Linked DNA regions of Homo sapiens: region 1 is linked to region 2. A link is a loop called in an ENCODE intact Hi-C map of the cell type or tissue named here. Cell type or tissue: endothelial cell of umbilical vein. All regions are shown on one strand. Links, peaks and the distances in the headings refer to the core of each region. The heading gives the core; the rest is flanking DNA.

Region 1 (7,881 bases), core at 1,406-6,405, 430 kb after region 2:
TGCTATTACTTTGTTTCTTTTTACGGCTGAGTAGTATTCCATGGTATAAATATATACCACCTTTTCTTTTTTCCCTTGTTGATTGATGGGCATTATCCTGTAATATATTTTAACAGACATAATCCCTAAGTTTTTATCACTTTTCCCAAACTTCTAGTGATTTATGATTACTCACTTTAATAATTCCCAAAGAGAGAGCTTGTGATTAAAAAATCAAATACTGGATTACAAATTGTGGTTGAAAGAATATTTAGGTACAAATTTAGGACTTGAAAATTGTTTTAGTTTTGTCATTAGCTAAGTTGCATGGTCTTCGAAGACGAATTTCGCTTTTCTAGACTTTGTTTTTATCTGCAAAGGAAGGTTTGAAACAGGTGAACTTCAATTATTCATTTAGTTGTAAATATTCATGATATGTGATTGCTCAAGACTGCAATCAACTGTGAGAGGTGGTAACTCCCAGGGCTTTAGCTAGGGTATATCACAGATACTTCCCTGATTTCTAGTGCCAGACACCAGGTAACTACTCACTCATTTTCCATTCACTCCGGAAAAATGGCAGAACCATATTTCTTAGGGTTTCTTGCAGTTAAATGGTAATGTGACATATATCTACCCTATAAAATGAGAACTGAAGTGGCACTCGCCATTTTCAGGCATAAAACTCTGTCATGTACAATTCCCAATGCTATCTTCTTCTTCACCACCTTCATGCACAGGAGCATGGCAGCCTTGGAAGTGTTGAAGCTGGTGGAACCATAGGATGTAAGGACCCAGGTCTCTGAGTCACTTCCTTAAAAAGAGCCATCCATTGACTAGGAACACCAATTTCTGCACATTCTTTGAACGATAAATAGACCTCCATCACCTTGGAATGAGAAACAGACCTCATTTTTTTTCCGAGCCATTGTATAGTTGAATGGATGCTTGTCATAGCAACTGACATTACCCTGGCTATTGGATTCTACTTCCAAAAAACTGCATGGATTAGGCTTGACTCAATTAAAATGACTTCAAGTCAGTCAGCCAGATAACAAGATATATGGAAATCTACATATTTCACTCACACAATGCTAAATAACTTGTTTGGCAATTTTATCCTTGTTGGAGTTAATGGTTGAACCTGAAAATGGTTGATTTTCTTATTAGTTCCTGGTTTGGTTTCTCTATCTTAATCTTGTGTTTTGAGGCTGTCATGTAACTACCACATAAATTATCTCTGAACATACGTTTTTGTATCAGTTTGTTTTATTAACATATCCCCTTAGTTCACTATTCAGAAAGCTGTCCCTTGGCCTGTGTCTTAGAGACAGCCTGAGATTTGATTTGCATCCTTGCATTTTAGTGCCTTTGCACAGTCAGAGAAGAAATAAAATCAATTCAAGCTTTGGAGGTACAGAACATGCTACCCCAAAATATGCCACTTTGGCATAAGGATTCTTTTGGGCTAAAGACAATTGAGAATATGCTAATACAAGAAAATCTTTCAAACCCTTCCCATATGCCTAAGGCAGGGCATCATTTGTAAAGGTGTCTCCCTTTCTCTCTACCCAGAAGGACAGGAGTTAATCACCGAAAAAACTCTAGCCCCTTATCATCCTGTAGGGTCCACAGAAGTTGACCTAACAAACCTCACTCACTAGCCCTTGCCTTGTAGCCTCATATGTTTACTATCTCCCAGTTTGCTGCTCTGGAAACTAAATGTCCGTTTTCTTTCTCTTGCCATCACTGTAATAATTAATTGTTCTTTTGTTAAGATGCTATAGAAGCCCAAGTTCAAACCACCCAGTAGAGTGACTCATCACTGGGTTTTCTTATGTGTATGTAGGATGTGAGTGTTAGTAAACTCCTGATTGTTTTTGTCTTGTTAATCTATGTTTTATCAGTCTAGTTTGCAGGGTCTCAATCAGTGAACTTAAGATTGGCGTAAGAAAAATACATTTTTTCCTCTGCTACAATGTCTTCGGGAGGAGGCACATTATTCTGCCTACCACATACAGCTACCCTATAAGGCTGAGTGGTTGTTTCTAATTCATGTAGTCATCAATTTATCCACACAATAAATATTCACTAAGCACATGCTCTCTTTCAGGCACTGTGCAGACTCTGGGCTTAGAGAGCTGAGCAAGACAGTGGAGTCCCTCTGGAGACCCAGAGACAAGAGGAAAGCAAAGACCAGCTATGAAAGCACATCCAAAGGCCTGAGCATTCCCAGGGATGATCTGCAGAGGACCTGGACATGGTTGATGCAAATCTTGGTGGACACTATAGGATGTGTTAGGTTCAGGCCCACAGGACAGGATCAGAGTTCACAGCACAAAGACCCTGTTCTCTGCCAGGGTCTGAGCACTTTCAGGGAACACTTCCCAGAGTTTTCCACTCACAGAGCCTGGTGAGTAGCTTTGCTAAACATCAAGAAATCATCCTGGGGATTGAATTAAAAGGTTGGCAAGCCGAGAAGTCTTGGGATCCTCTGGACTAGGATACCCCTTTCAAGAGGGGAGATAAGTTATCAGGCTTTCAGGCTCTTGATAAATGTCTTACAGATGGGTGATTATGAAATGGCTGTGTTGTCACTTTACAGACCTGCGTTCCTGCCGAATGCACACAGACTTGGATCCTCTGAAAGTCTGTTGAGGTTAGCACTACCTCCCGCGTAGATGCTCTTTAACACAGTGTGACTATTGCAGGTCTTGCAGGTCGGCTGCCTCTGGGGAGGGGTAAAATGTGCTTCGTGCCAATCACTAAGTGGTGTTCAGGAGGAAAAGAGCTGGAGGAAAAGCAGAGGAAAGGACAAGTTATGATGGAGAAGCATTTTTCTTGGCAACAGCCCTTCCTTCCTCAGTGTGGCTGGTGCCTCCTCACCTTCTCACCTCCTCACCTTTCACAAAAGATTCTCAGCTCCCTTCTTCCTCTTATCTTTTCTTTTTTTCCCGCCGGCTGTTTAGAGTGAGAAAAATATCTGGAAGAGACAATGCTTTGATAAGAAATGATTAAATTCCACTGTGATTGGGGGCATCACGACCACTGCCGAGTTCCATATCTCAGAACACAATAGCCCAGCAGGGACATCCGCGTGGACTGCGTTGCCTCTGCCCAGCCATGGAGCAAAGGTCTCTCATTTCTCCTCTCACTTCAGACCTGCTGCAGCGCTCACACTGTCCTCCTATAATAATGCCAGAGAGAAAGAAAAGCCCTTCGACTCATGTCCCTGGCTAGGGCTGAGATTTCTAGGAGGAGGTAGGGAGGATCGGGGAAAGATATGAATTCTCTTTAGATAAGTGGCTGATTGAAAAATGTAAAAGGATGCTTCTCGGGTCTGGTACTTATGATATCACCAGCATCCATCTGTGTTTGTTAAGCATCTCTCCAACCACTGGGATGTTTGCAGGTTTATGTCATACTCTTCCAGGAAAATATTTAATACATGGACAAATTAGGAGCCAGTGTTAGAAACAAAAATAGATAAACTGTTAAATAAGGGTTGTGGTTCTCTCAGAAGGTGCTAGTAGGAGACTCTGCTTTTAATGTCTACTTCTATAAACAGATCCTAGTTGCTTTGCTGCTATACAAAAAGCAAACCTTTTATAATCCTGTTTTCAGTTTTTTCAATATTAGTATTCACTATGAAGTCTCATTTACTTTATCATTTACAGAGTGACACTTAATCACAAAATCTAGTCAGAGATTTCAAAGAAAACACGGGGAAAAACCCATCAATATGCTGATATATTAATGGTTTACTAGCTAGTTACTATAAATAAAACTCCAACATACGCTACCAACTATCCCTTTCTCTCACCTCTTGTTCCTCCTTCTTCTTCTTGATTTTCATTTTTGTTCCTGAATAGGCAAGGTTACACACAATTTATTTAAAGGACATTTACTCTCAACCTAACGTCTTCACTACCACCAGCCTGTAAAACACTGGCACCTGGACAACATAATATTTTCATTGCTGAGTCATTTCCTCTGGTAAATTTTATCTAAAAGGATAGAAAACAGCATAAACACCATAACTGGTAAAGGTGTAATTTCCAGATTCTGTGGACAATGTGAATCTACTTTGTTTACATTTTCTAATCAAAACAACCTGTAACCTCCAACAAAAGCATTGTGTTTAACAGGAGTTCTCAAATTCTTTAGGAGAAAGTACAGTGCAAACAAAGGGAATCTGGATTCTTTTAAATACAAAGCTGTCCATCACAGGGAAAGGTGCTTGAACCTGGAAAGTATATTTCAAATATAACACGAGTGACTGATTTAGAACTGAAAATGCATTTTCTGTGATTAGAATGGATGTATTATTTGAAGTATAAGCCCAGCTCTTGTGGACGAAACATAGCAGCACAGAACACAACCTGCCTGGGGACTGAGTCAGCTTTGCCGGGAGCATAAAACATTTAATGGCCCATAAAACTGACCTCAGCTTTTCTTTCTTTCACCAGAAATACAGGTGGAAATGAGCAGCTCTATGTTATGACAAATCAGTCGACGAGTATCTATTCTCCACCTCCTTGGTGTCTGGCGCTGTGTGAGGCACAGGCAGCGTAAGGGTGAATAAGGTACAAAGAACCCTGCTGTCACTGAGCTGTTAGCTGAGAAGGTAGAGAGGACATGAAGCCAATCATTACAAGGCATCCCAAAAGATAAATGAACAAGTGGCATGGAGTTGTGGCCACGCTTGTGGAGTATGAGCTCAGGCTATTCCCCTTCAAATACTGATTCAAGACGACAGGAGATGATCTTGAGCAGGATGCAGAAGTTTCTGAGCCTGAATTTCCCTAATTGTAAAATGGGAGAATTTCTAGTAGCTCCCTGAAAGCACTGAATGAGAAGTAAATGTATTAATACTTGTAAATTGTGCCCACAGTATGCCAGGCAGCTGATAGAATTCATATGCCTTAGTAAAGGTGATTTTTACAATATTTGTTCCTGTTTTGTACGCTTTACATTTAAGTCCCTGTTATGAATTGTACACTATCCAAGCAAAATGCATTTTTAAATTCTCACCAACATGCATACTTTCTCTGTCTAATGAAGTAATTTGTAAGATAATAGCGCTGTCTTTGTGTCCTATTACATTCTTATTCCAACTCTTTCATGATACAGGATGGAAAACAAAATAAAATGAAATCGTTTATTACCTCCACTTTCCAAGCAAGAACTGAACGTCAGGAAGAGCCCATCTCTTGGGTTACAATCCAACCCTTTTCTCAAGATGTTTTTCAGGGAACCCAAATTAAAACAGCAACTTTTTTCTCTTTTTTGTTAATGATTCATATTACACATTTATTCAAGGAACAAGAAGCAAAAATTCAAGGAATACCAGGTGGCATTCTATTTAAGTGAGTCAGCAATTATAACTAATATTTATTGGGAGTTTACTCAACGTCATTCACAATTCTTAAGAACCTTAAATGATTCCTTCTCTGATAAGGGCTACAAAGAAGTCAGATTCTGTATGTGTGTTGTGGCTTCTGACTATCTCAGTTCAGCTCTCAGTACATTCATCTGGGGAAAGTTTCCCAACAACCATTGAGGAAGATTTCATTACTATCCTCATTTTAGTGACCAGGCCATTGAAATGAAGTGAGGTCAGCACTATACTCCCCGTAACTGAGAGAGACCTCAAATCTAGGTTTTCAATTCCTATACCCTACAAACGTTTGAAGTATCAACTCTATGAACGTGGATCATGAAGAATTAAGTCCATTTTATTAACTTGACTTATATTTCACAATCGAAAAAGTGGCCACAGTTATTTTGGTGACTTTCTGTGTATCTGTGTGTGAGATGCCAAGTTCACCAAACACTAGAACTGCCTTAAACACTAACAGGAAGGCCAAAATAATTTGCCTCTCTTACTCTAGTTCACAAATTTTACCAAGCTAACCACTTAGTAAAAACAAGTTTCTAGTCTTTATTTTGATGTAGCTCTTTGAGTATGGGTTGGCTACATATTTGAGGACATGCAATTTTCTTTTTCATTGAATTAGACTGTCAATTCCAGTAAACTTTGCTTTGGGGATAAGAGGAGAGGTTAAATTCCATGTAAAGGAAATTAGATGGAACTGAGGAAACCCTTTAACTTGGAAACAGAAGAAACACTGCTACTACAATGAAAAAATAAACCATAGCTGAAAATGTATGCATGAAGGGATTATGAGTAAATCATATACATCTGTGTTTAACCAGAAGGAAAAAAGGTCAGCCTTGTACCATGTGTTCAAACCAACCATTTGTGGAAATTTCATTATTTTAATTTATTTTCAGTATTGGCTAAATGTGACAATGCATTTTATTTTGGGCTGTGTCTGAAAACACAAATTGGTTCAACTATATTTGTCTCAAAAATTGGCCGATTCCCCTCTGCATATCATCTTTTGGGCTCAAAATTATTGGAGGGAAATATGCAGTACATTATTCTCTTTCTTCAGTGACTCAACACTCTTCCATCCAGCAATAACCCTCATGGACTCTACTCTCACTTCTCATTGCCTTTATCTTGTTGGCTCAAAATACATATTTACATGGACTCTATTCATTCTCTAATTCATTAGATGTTGGCATTGCTTTCACAGAATTTGTTATTTTGTGGAGTACTTGGGCTTGGTATCCACCCTTGTTCTTGGGTCAGTGGATCCTCGACCATCTCTTTCATGGGCCACCATAATTAGTGATTGAGAAGCAAGGATTTGGACATTTTTTAATGATAAGTGGTTGGTCACTGGAGTTAACAAAAGTTGGGAAAAAGTTGAACAATCTTTTAGGTACATCAAAGCATTTACTGAAAACCAGCAATTCACATTTTTATGATGAAAGAAGAAACATGATTTTAGAAGTTGATGCACATAAAGGTGGAAGCTCTTGGCGTCACGGGAACTTTACAACGTTGGATTTTGGATAGAAAGTAGACATCAAGCTCAAGTAGAAAAGTAGACTTTTAAAGAAGAGGAAAACAGGCTGGGCATGGTGGCTCATGCCTGTAATCCAAGAACTTTGGGAGGCTGAGGTGGATGGATCACTTGAGGTCAGGAGTTTGAGACCAGCTTGGCCAACATGGTGAAAGCCCGTCTCTACTAAAGATACAAAAATTAGCTGGGCATGGTGGCAGGCGCCTGTAGTCCCAGCTACTCAGGAAGCTGAAGCAGGAGAATCACTTGAACTTGGGAAGCAGAGGTTGCAGAGAGCAGAGACTGTGCCACTTCACTCCAGCCTGGGTGACAGAGTGAGACTTCATCTCAAAAAAAAAAAAAAAAAAAAAGAAGTAGGAAAACATAGCTAGCAAGGACTAAAGAGGCTCAGTAGGGTATAACAGAAAATTTCCTGGATCTCACCGCCTGCCCTGGGGCTGTTTTTCCACCCATTTATTTCTAGATACTAATATGGACAACAATTTAGTGACCCCCCAAACTTAGCTGACTTATTAGCCTTCTTTATCCTAAAAGTGCAAGATATGAGCAAGGTATCTAGTATTCTACAGTATCCTATAGCATTGTGGGATAACTATAGTTAACAATAATATATTATATAGCTTCAGATCACTAGAAGGAGGATGCTAAATATTCCCAACACAGAGAAATGATAAATGTTTGAGATGATAGGCTGATTACTCTGATCACTATACATTGTATGTACGGAAACCTCACTATGTACCCCGTAAATATAGACAGTTTTGTGGTAACTAGAAAAATAAAATAAAAAGAAGGAAGAGATAAACTAGCAAAGACAAGTGGAGGCAAAGCCACACCGAGCCTGTGGCCCTCTCCAGGCAGCACATCCTCCCATGAAGAGCAGGCACCTGCCCTGCCTGCTTCAGGGCTGTGCATGTTTCCCACACACCACTTTCTTCTTCCCAGCACCATATTCTCACTTAAG
Region 2 (7,881 bases), core at 1,243-6,242:
TCCCGGGTTCAAACGATTCTCCTGCCTCAGCCTCCCGACTAGCTGGGACTATAGGCACCCACCACCACATCTGGCTAATTTTTGTATTTTTAGTCGAGACGGGGTTTCGCTATGTTGGTCAGTCTGGTCTCGAACTCCTGACCTCAGGTGATCCACCCGCCTTGGCCTCCCAAAGTGCTGGGATTACAGGGGTGAGCCATTGCTTCTGGACTCTTTTTAATTTTATTTTTAAATAGCAGTGACAAATATTTACTCCCTCTTTCTTTTCCTCTCACCTAGTAAGATCTTTTTCTCCATCACGTAACACACGCCCTGTGCTTTGGTGCCTGCACATCCCCATTTCTTTGGCTGCCTTAGGAGACGTGTTCCATCCTCGTCCATTAACCCCTCCCTACCGAAAGGATGTTTCCCAGCAGCCTCCACTTTGATATGATATTCTGGTGTTGCTCTAGACAAGGATACACTTGGGATAGGTTAGAAACATTCCTTTCTGGCTGGGCACAGTGGCTAATGCCTGTAATCCCAGAACTTTGGGAGGCTTAGGTGGGCGGATCACCTGAGGTCGGGAGTTTGAGACCAGCCTTGCCTACATGGCGAAACCCTGTCTCTACTGAAAATACAAAAATTAGCTGGACGTGGTGGTGTGTGCTTGTTGTCCCAGCTACTCGGGAGGCTGAGGCTGAGACAGGCTGAGGCACTTGAACCTGGGCGGTGGAGGTTGCAGTGAGCCAAGATTACGCCATTGCACTCCAACCTGGGAGACCAGAGTGAAACTCCATCTCAAAAAAGAAAAGGAAAGAAAAGAAAAGAGAAGAAAAGAAAATGTTCCTTTTTCTGAATAACCTCCTCCCTCTCTGTATGTAGATGAACCCCCGTCTTGAATTAGGCACCTCATATTCTCTAAGTCATAGGGTCTGTGTGGATTCATGCCATCTAGAACTGATGGCTGATATGGCGATTTCATCTTGTTAGTACACAGCTCTCACCTGCTATTTTTGCTTAAAGAGAAAACTACCCAGCGTTATCAGCCTGAGTACAAAAAAAATTAAAGTGCTATAAAAATACACATTGACTACTTGACAAATCCACGTGTTTCTGGTGTTATTTCAGTTGCATTGCATAAGGATTTAATTAGAAGACCCTTACAAGAACTAAAAGTTATTTCAAAAATAAGGTATTAATTTTCTGTCATGAAATTAAGAACTGATGGATAAATGGATAAGAGGCAGTTTGCATGATTGATAGTGACCCTTTGTGAATATAGCCTGCAGTTTTTGTTTTTATATGATTTCTAAAACATGCTATTTCAAAAAATTGTGGAGCAGTAGTCAGGAATCTTAGAATGATAAGTAGCAGAAATACAGCTTTTTTTTTTTTTTTTTTTGAGATGGAGTCCATTGCCCAGGCTGGAGTGTAGTGGCACGATCTCGGCTCACTGCGACCTCCACCTCCCGGGTTCAAGTGATTCTCCTGCCTCAGCCTTCTGAGTAGCTGAGACTACAGGTACTCACAACCATGCCTGGCTAATATTTTTTTGGGGGTATTTTTCTTTTAAGAGAGATGGGGTTTTGTCACATCGGCCAGACTGGTCTCAAGCTCCTGACCTCAAGTGTTCCTCCCACCTTGGCCTCCCAAAGTGCTGGGATTACAGGCGTGAGCCACCACACCCGGTCATCATGTTAGAATAAACCAAAGGGGCTCAGGTAAGGTAGCAGTCCCAGGAGTGGGCTGTCCTTAGGTACTGCCAAACCCAGGAGCTCAATAATATTACTGGAATTCTGTTTTTCAGTGTGTGTCTTGCAATTCTGCTTCACATAATGCTGGCTTCATCTTCAGACATGCTTTCTCTGCGTAGTAGAAAAGGCAGCCCCTGCAAAGTTCCTGGATCTCAAGAAAAGATGATTTCCTGCTTTCTTACCAATCCTCACCCATTTTAGGGCATTTATCTGTCCAGGCTGGGTCACTGGCTGACCTGTGGGTATGGAAGTGCACCTGCCGAGGTGAAGCACTAGTGCTTGGCTGCTGGAATAACAGGCTGATATCTAAGGCTGAGGAATGGTGCCCCTTGCACCGTAAGGAAGAGGGAACCAGCCATGTCCCACAGCTGGTTGTTGTTTGTAACAATCGTGGAAACTCAGTGTTCATCTCAGTTCTGCTGTGTGTTTGTGGGAGTCTTGGAATGATTATTCTGAACTATTTCACGGCATAGACTTGGGATGTCCAGACCTTGGCTGCCCTGCCCTGCACACTTCTATGTATTTATTAAGTATTTTCCAAGGAGTACTGCCATGTTGTGATCTTTTAGTCTTATCTAAGGCAGAAAGCAAGAAGCTGAGAGGGTGGGCTTGGATGCAGAACCCCCAACTTGATCATTTTCTGTGGGTTCTTGAGGGATGCATGGAGAGAGGCCACTCCAGAAATGGTTTCTTTTTATTTATTTATTTATTTTTTCTGCAATCTCTGCCTCCGGGTTTAAGTGATCCTCCTGCCTCAGCCTCCTGAGTAGTTGGGATTACAGGTGCATGCCACCATGCTCAGTTAATTTTTTTGTTCTTTTAGTAGAGATAGGATTTCACCATGTTGGCCAGGCTGGTCTCAAACCCCTGACCTCAGACAACCTGCCCACCTCAGCCTCTCAAAGTGTTGGAATTATAGGTTTGAGCCACCATGCCCAGCTGGTTTCTTTCTTTCTTTTTTTCTTTATTTTGAGACGGAGTCTTGCTCTTGTCACCCAAGCTGGATTGCACCGGTGCCATCTTGGCTCACTGCAAACTCTGCCTCCCGGGTTCAAGTTATTCTCCTGTCTCAGCCTCCTGAGTAGCTGGGATTACAGGCGCTCACCACCATGCCTGGCTAATTTTTGTACTTTTAGTAGAGATGGGGTTTCATCTGTTGAGAGCTTTGGGCTCAAACCCAAATGTGCTCCCTTGATGAGCTGGGTGGGGCTTGTGTCAACATTTCCAACCCTTTCTTCCTACCTGCCTGGCACCTCATTCCAAAACCCCTATTTTATTCTTGGTCTTTCAGGTATTAATGACCTCACATTGATAAGAATTCCTCAAGGAAGGAAAGGGAAGGGCACTGCTGAAATGGCTTGTTCTTCCCCCCAGCCCAAGCTTCTGTCTCTAATATCATGGAATCGCCAAATACGGTCTCCACATAGTTGTTCTTGACTATCCCATGTCAGAGTAGAGCGGGATGACTCAATTTTGTCTAGAGTTTAGGCTGAGCCACTAATAGAATCCAACACAGGCAAGGCAAAGGATGTGGTAATTAACATGGAGTGTGGTGACCACAGAAAGAATTGATGGAAGCATGTGAGGAAATGTGTCAACCGGAAAAGCAGCAGCTCAGCTCCTGGGGCCCAGTGTGGACTTGCCTTCAGGAGGTGATGATGTCGCTTTTGACCTGTGGGTCAGAGTAAAAATTGTGTAAAATCAGTTCCCAGTGTACAAACTGATGGATGTTAAAGGTTAATTTGTAAATAACTTTATATTTCTATGGGGAAAAAGCTTCCTAAGTTCCATGTAGGTTCTTGGGCCACTGTTTATGATAGAATTATAATACCAGATACTCAAAATGTCAAATGTCAGACAAAAATATTATGAATATACAGAATATACAGTATTTTCTTCTTCTTCTTCTTTTTTTTTTTTTTTGGATACAGAGTCTTGCTCTGTCATCCAGGTTGGAGTGCAGTGGCATGATCTCAGTTCACTGCAACCTCCACCTCTCGGGTTTAAGTGATCCTCCTGCCTCAGCCTCCTGAGTAGCTGGGATTACAAGTGTGTGCCACCACACCTGGACAGTTTTGTATTTTTATTGGAGACGGAGTTTCACCATGTTGACCAGGCTGGTCTCAAACTCCTGACCTCAACTGATCCACCCGCCTTGGCCTCACAAGGTGCTGGGATTACAGACGTCAGCCACTGCACCCAGCATGTAAAGTATTTTCTCTAACATATAATTTAAATACCAAATAAAGGCATGCTATGTGTTTCATTTAATGTCCAATTAAATGGAGTCAAATCTCACCCTCATGTCAAATTATCCTTCAGCCTATGTGCTGGGACAAAAGTTTTCATGACTGTAATCACCACAAGGCCTTCCTGTGTTGTACATGCAGATGGCCACAGCCTCACAGTCTAGTAGAAAAGTCTACCCGAAGCCTCTGAGAGGCCCAACATAATCAGGGACCACAGGAAACAGTAGAGCAATAGCAATGAAAAGGGGACGGAGTGCTGTGGGGTTCAGCCAGTGAAATGTGAAGAAACTCCAGGTCCTAGAATGTGGAATCCAGGAGAGCCACAGGCTTGCAGTCAGAGTTCGAGGGCCAGGCCGACTAAGAACTGGAGAGGCTGGGATTCACCGGGAGGCATGGGATGGAAGGGGTTGTCACCACACAGGAGCCAGGAACCCAGAGACAGGCAGCTGCAATGCAGAAAGAGGAAAAGACATCTTTTGAGGAAGCAAGCAAAAAATAATTCTGAATTAGTTTATACTGGTCCAGAGGTTTGTTTTAGTGCCAGCAATGGAGATATCAGTAAAAACTGAATCCTAATTATAATAATATTTTTAATGGAATAAATGCATTTTATCAACTTGAATTACTTATCTCCTTATTTTATATTATTATATATTACAAATATATGATTTTTATATATCTTTTTTTTTTTGAGACAGAGTCTCACTCTGTTGCCCAGGCTGGAGTGCACTGACCTGGTCTCCACTCACTGAAACCTCCACCTCACGGGTTCAAGTGATTCTCCTGCCTGAGCCTCCCGAGTAGCTGGGACTACAGGTGCAATGCCACCATGCCTGGCTAATTTTTTTTTTTTTTTTGTATTTTTAGTAGAGACAGGGTTTCACCATATTAGCCAGGATGGTCTCGATCTCCTGACCTTGTGATCTGCCCGCCTTGGCCATATATATCTTATTATATATGTATATATACTCTCCAGTCTGAGTTCTTCTCCTTCCTTTATAATTCTTACGTACGTGGTGTACATTGCAGAGAGCTTCATGAATGAAAACCATCTGAAATGTGTCACGGAATAATTATAAATATGGATACATGGAGAGGAATGTGGTAGAGCAAGACACTTTGAATCATCCACAATTCCCTCCACAACTGTCTTTTTTCCCAAGCTCTTTCAAATCTCAGATCATACCACTAAGAGGCTGTTACTGTTGGTGTTGTTCTTTGTGGTAGACAAAGAGGCATTGGCCACCTGCTGTTCTGTGCACTTTGCATGAATTCTGTAATTTTAAAGCGATCATAACGAGGAGGTGGATATGACCCCTGCTGTTAGGAGAGGAGGCATTGGGGCTGTTTTACATCACTCCTTTTATCCCAAAACTTTGTGGTTTTGGTAACGAGATAGGATGGCTTACCTTCCTTTTAACAAAGAAGATCTCCAGAATTAATATGTCTGAGGCACCATTGGCACATTTAGGTGGAAAGAGATTTGAAATAGTAATGCATTGCCAAAATTGCCTGAAACATCACATCATCTTTTTCAAAGAAATAACAGTTTCCCAAAACCGTTACCCTCCCAAACTCGCCCCCCTCCCATTGCAGCATATTCTAAATTATTCCCACGGGTGGGCCTTCGTTTTGAGAATGGACGTGATGCAATGTGCTACATTCTTGGAATTGGCAGCGGAAGAAAATTCTCAGAGTTTTCAGTGCTGGGAGCATAGATAAGGTGGCCAGTAGGCAGGGATTTCCCAACACGATTCATTCCTCACGAAAACCCTGAGTGCATGTCAACAAGCTCTTTTTCTAGATGTGGGCATCTCCGTCTTTGCTTTTTAAAATTCTTGTGGGTGAGAAGAAAATTCACCTGGCAAAGCTGCAGCTGGGCCCTCTGACGGCAGTCAGCAAAGACGCCTCCCTGACCTGGCGGTGTGTCTGAGCTCGTATTTTCCTTCCCGCATCTGTAAAGTGGTAGGTGACTGTAAAGATGATGATAAGCTTCGGAGCAGTTAGCACACTAACTGTAAAATTCCTGGGTGATGAAGGTGCCAGCAACCAAAGCAGGTGATTTTTGTCTCCTGGGATTCCCTTCAGCAGCAGGGCTGGCTCAGTTATGCTGGGTGCTTAGAGCACATGGTGGCCTGCCCACTGCCCGCACCTGGTGAAGAATGTAGAACATCCCGCACCAGCATAGAAGATCTGCAAAGAAACTCTCTACTTCATGCTACAGAATATTCAGCAAGTCAGTGGAAATAGCGATGCCAACCTATAAAGTACAGGAAAGGTGTTAAAAGAATGTGTAAGATTTAAGTACATTCTCTACATTCATATATTTATCTATTAATCAAAGCCCCAAATAGGTCATAACTTAGTTATTTTAAAATAACTTGTTTTTAGGGCTGGGTGTGGTGACCCACTCCTGAAATCCCAGCACTTCAGGAGGCCAAGGCAAGAGGATCACTTGAGGTTAGGAGTTCAAGACCAGCCTGGCCAACATGGCAAAAACCCATCTCTACTAAAAATACAAAAATTAGCTAGGCGTAGTGGCACTCGCTTGTAGTCCCAGCTACTCGGGAGGCGGAGGCAGAAGAATCATTTGAACCCAGGAGGTAGAAGCTTCAATGAGCCAAGATGGTGCCACTGCACTCCACCCTGGGAGACAGAGCAAGACTCTGTCTCAAAACAAAACCCCCCAAAACACCATCAATTTTAGTTGATTTTAAAATACAGAGGCGTGTAAAGAAGTGTGATTTTGATTGCACCAAGATAACTTGGACTGACTTTTTTTCATGGTTAACAATAAGTGACCTTCACATAGAACATTTAAGCAGACTAGACAGCTATAAAATAAACTTTTCCCTTCATCACATTCTTCCCCCAAAATTGTTGCTTTTTCTTGATTATTTTTCCAGAAAAATAAACACATACCTCAGCCTGTATGTGCACACTTACACACACGCACGCACACACACACAGACACACTATACTATTTTAAGTCCAGCAATATCTGGTGATAACCACCCATCTTCATAGAGCTGGCCCAGTGCCTGGCTGTTCCACATCCCGTGCAAGCAGCATTAACTGTGCACATAATAGCATATAAGGTGCATTTTGGTCTGGGTTTATGTTATCTGCTTATCTGCATTTCAACAGAAAAAGTTTTGTCTTGCTTTTGCCCTGATTCCTTTATGTTTTAACTGAGTTTACAATGAAAAAATACAAATATATAAATAAATATATGACACTTATTATGCTCAGAGACTAAAGCAGTTATTAAGAGAATTGTAAGAGAAACTACCAAAATACACAACAGCAAAATAAAGGACTAGTAAATATATATTTATAGCTTTTAATACTTAAATTGTCCCCATGAGAGACTGTCAACTTGACTGTAACTAGATTCCATGTGTATTTTATATGTTATTACACATATTGAAAAGATATATCACAATGACATTTAAAATTGATGAATGCAATTTACCCAACTGTTGACTTCACAGTCACTCTACGTGGCGCTCTGGATGACACAAAGATAAGACACTGGAGTTCTGAAGGATGTTACTCTAAATGGAGAAAAGAATACCTGCAGAAAAATGGCAATCATGCATTATAAATATAGCAAATGGCTTGCTACCAGTCAAAATAAAGGGCTTTTTATAGTCTGTAGATTCCCAAGTAAATATAGAAATCCTGCCTCCTTTCAAGTGACAGACTGTTTGATAGAAAGTCAACTTGTTGGGTGGAATGAGCTGGGACCAGGAGAAGGAGAAAGGGAGGGGTGAGAAAGAGTAGAAGGCTCATTTTAAAAATCATGTCTGGGCCAGGCGCAGTGGCTCACGCCTGTAATCCCAGCACTTTGGGAGGCCGAGGCAGGCGGATCACGAGGTCAGGAGATCGAGACC

Evidence for each region. A loop is a pair of places that touch in the nucleus more often than their neighbours do. Peaks named below come from ENCODE experiments on the same cell type or tissue, not always from the same donor. Only the 100,000 strongest peaks of a DNase experiment are listed, where the experiment ranks them.
Region 1: a loop joins it to region 2, with 11 times the contacts of the local background. A loop is called at or near these places in 2 of 110 quality-filtered maps.

What each region holds. Positions count from the first base shown.
Region 1 is chr10:4,350,142-4,358,022 of GRCh38, forward strand. No RefSeq gene overlaps it. Among named protein-coding and RNA genes, the nearest start is that of LINC00703, 30 kb to the right of the region's middle. RefSeq lists a silencer at 1,516-1,810 and an enhancer at 2,881-4,080. In endothelial cell of umbilical vein, for the core only: no CTCF peak of the experiment used is centred there; DNase peaks (open chromatin) are centred at 1,790, 2,690, 3,270 and 3,990; H3K27ac peaks cover 4,183 bases.
Region 2 is chr10:3,921,241-3,929,121 of GRCh38, forward strand. The region is part of intron 1 of LINC02660 (long intergenic non-protein coding RNA 2660); the gene reads left to right. Among named protein-coding and RNA genes, the nearest start is that of LINC02660, 13 kb to the left of the region's middle. In endothelial cell of umbilical vein, for the core only: no CTCF peak of the experiment used is centred there; a DNase peak (open chromatin) is centred at 3,311; H3K27ac peaks cover 2,299 bases.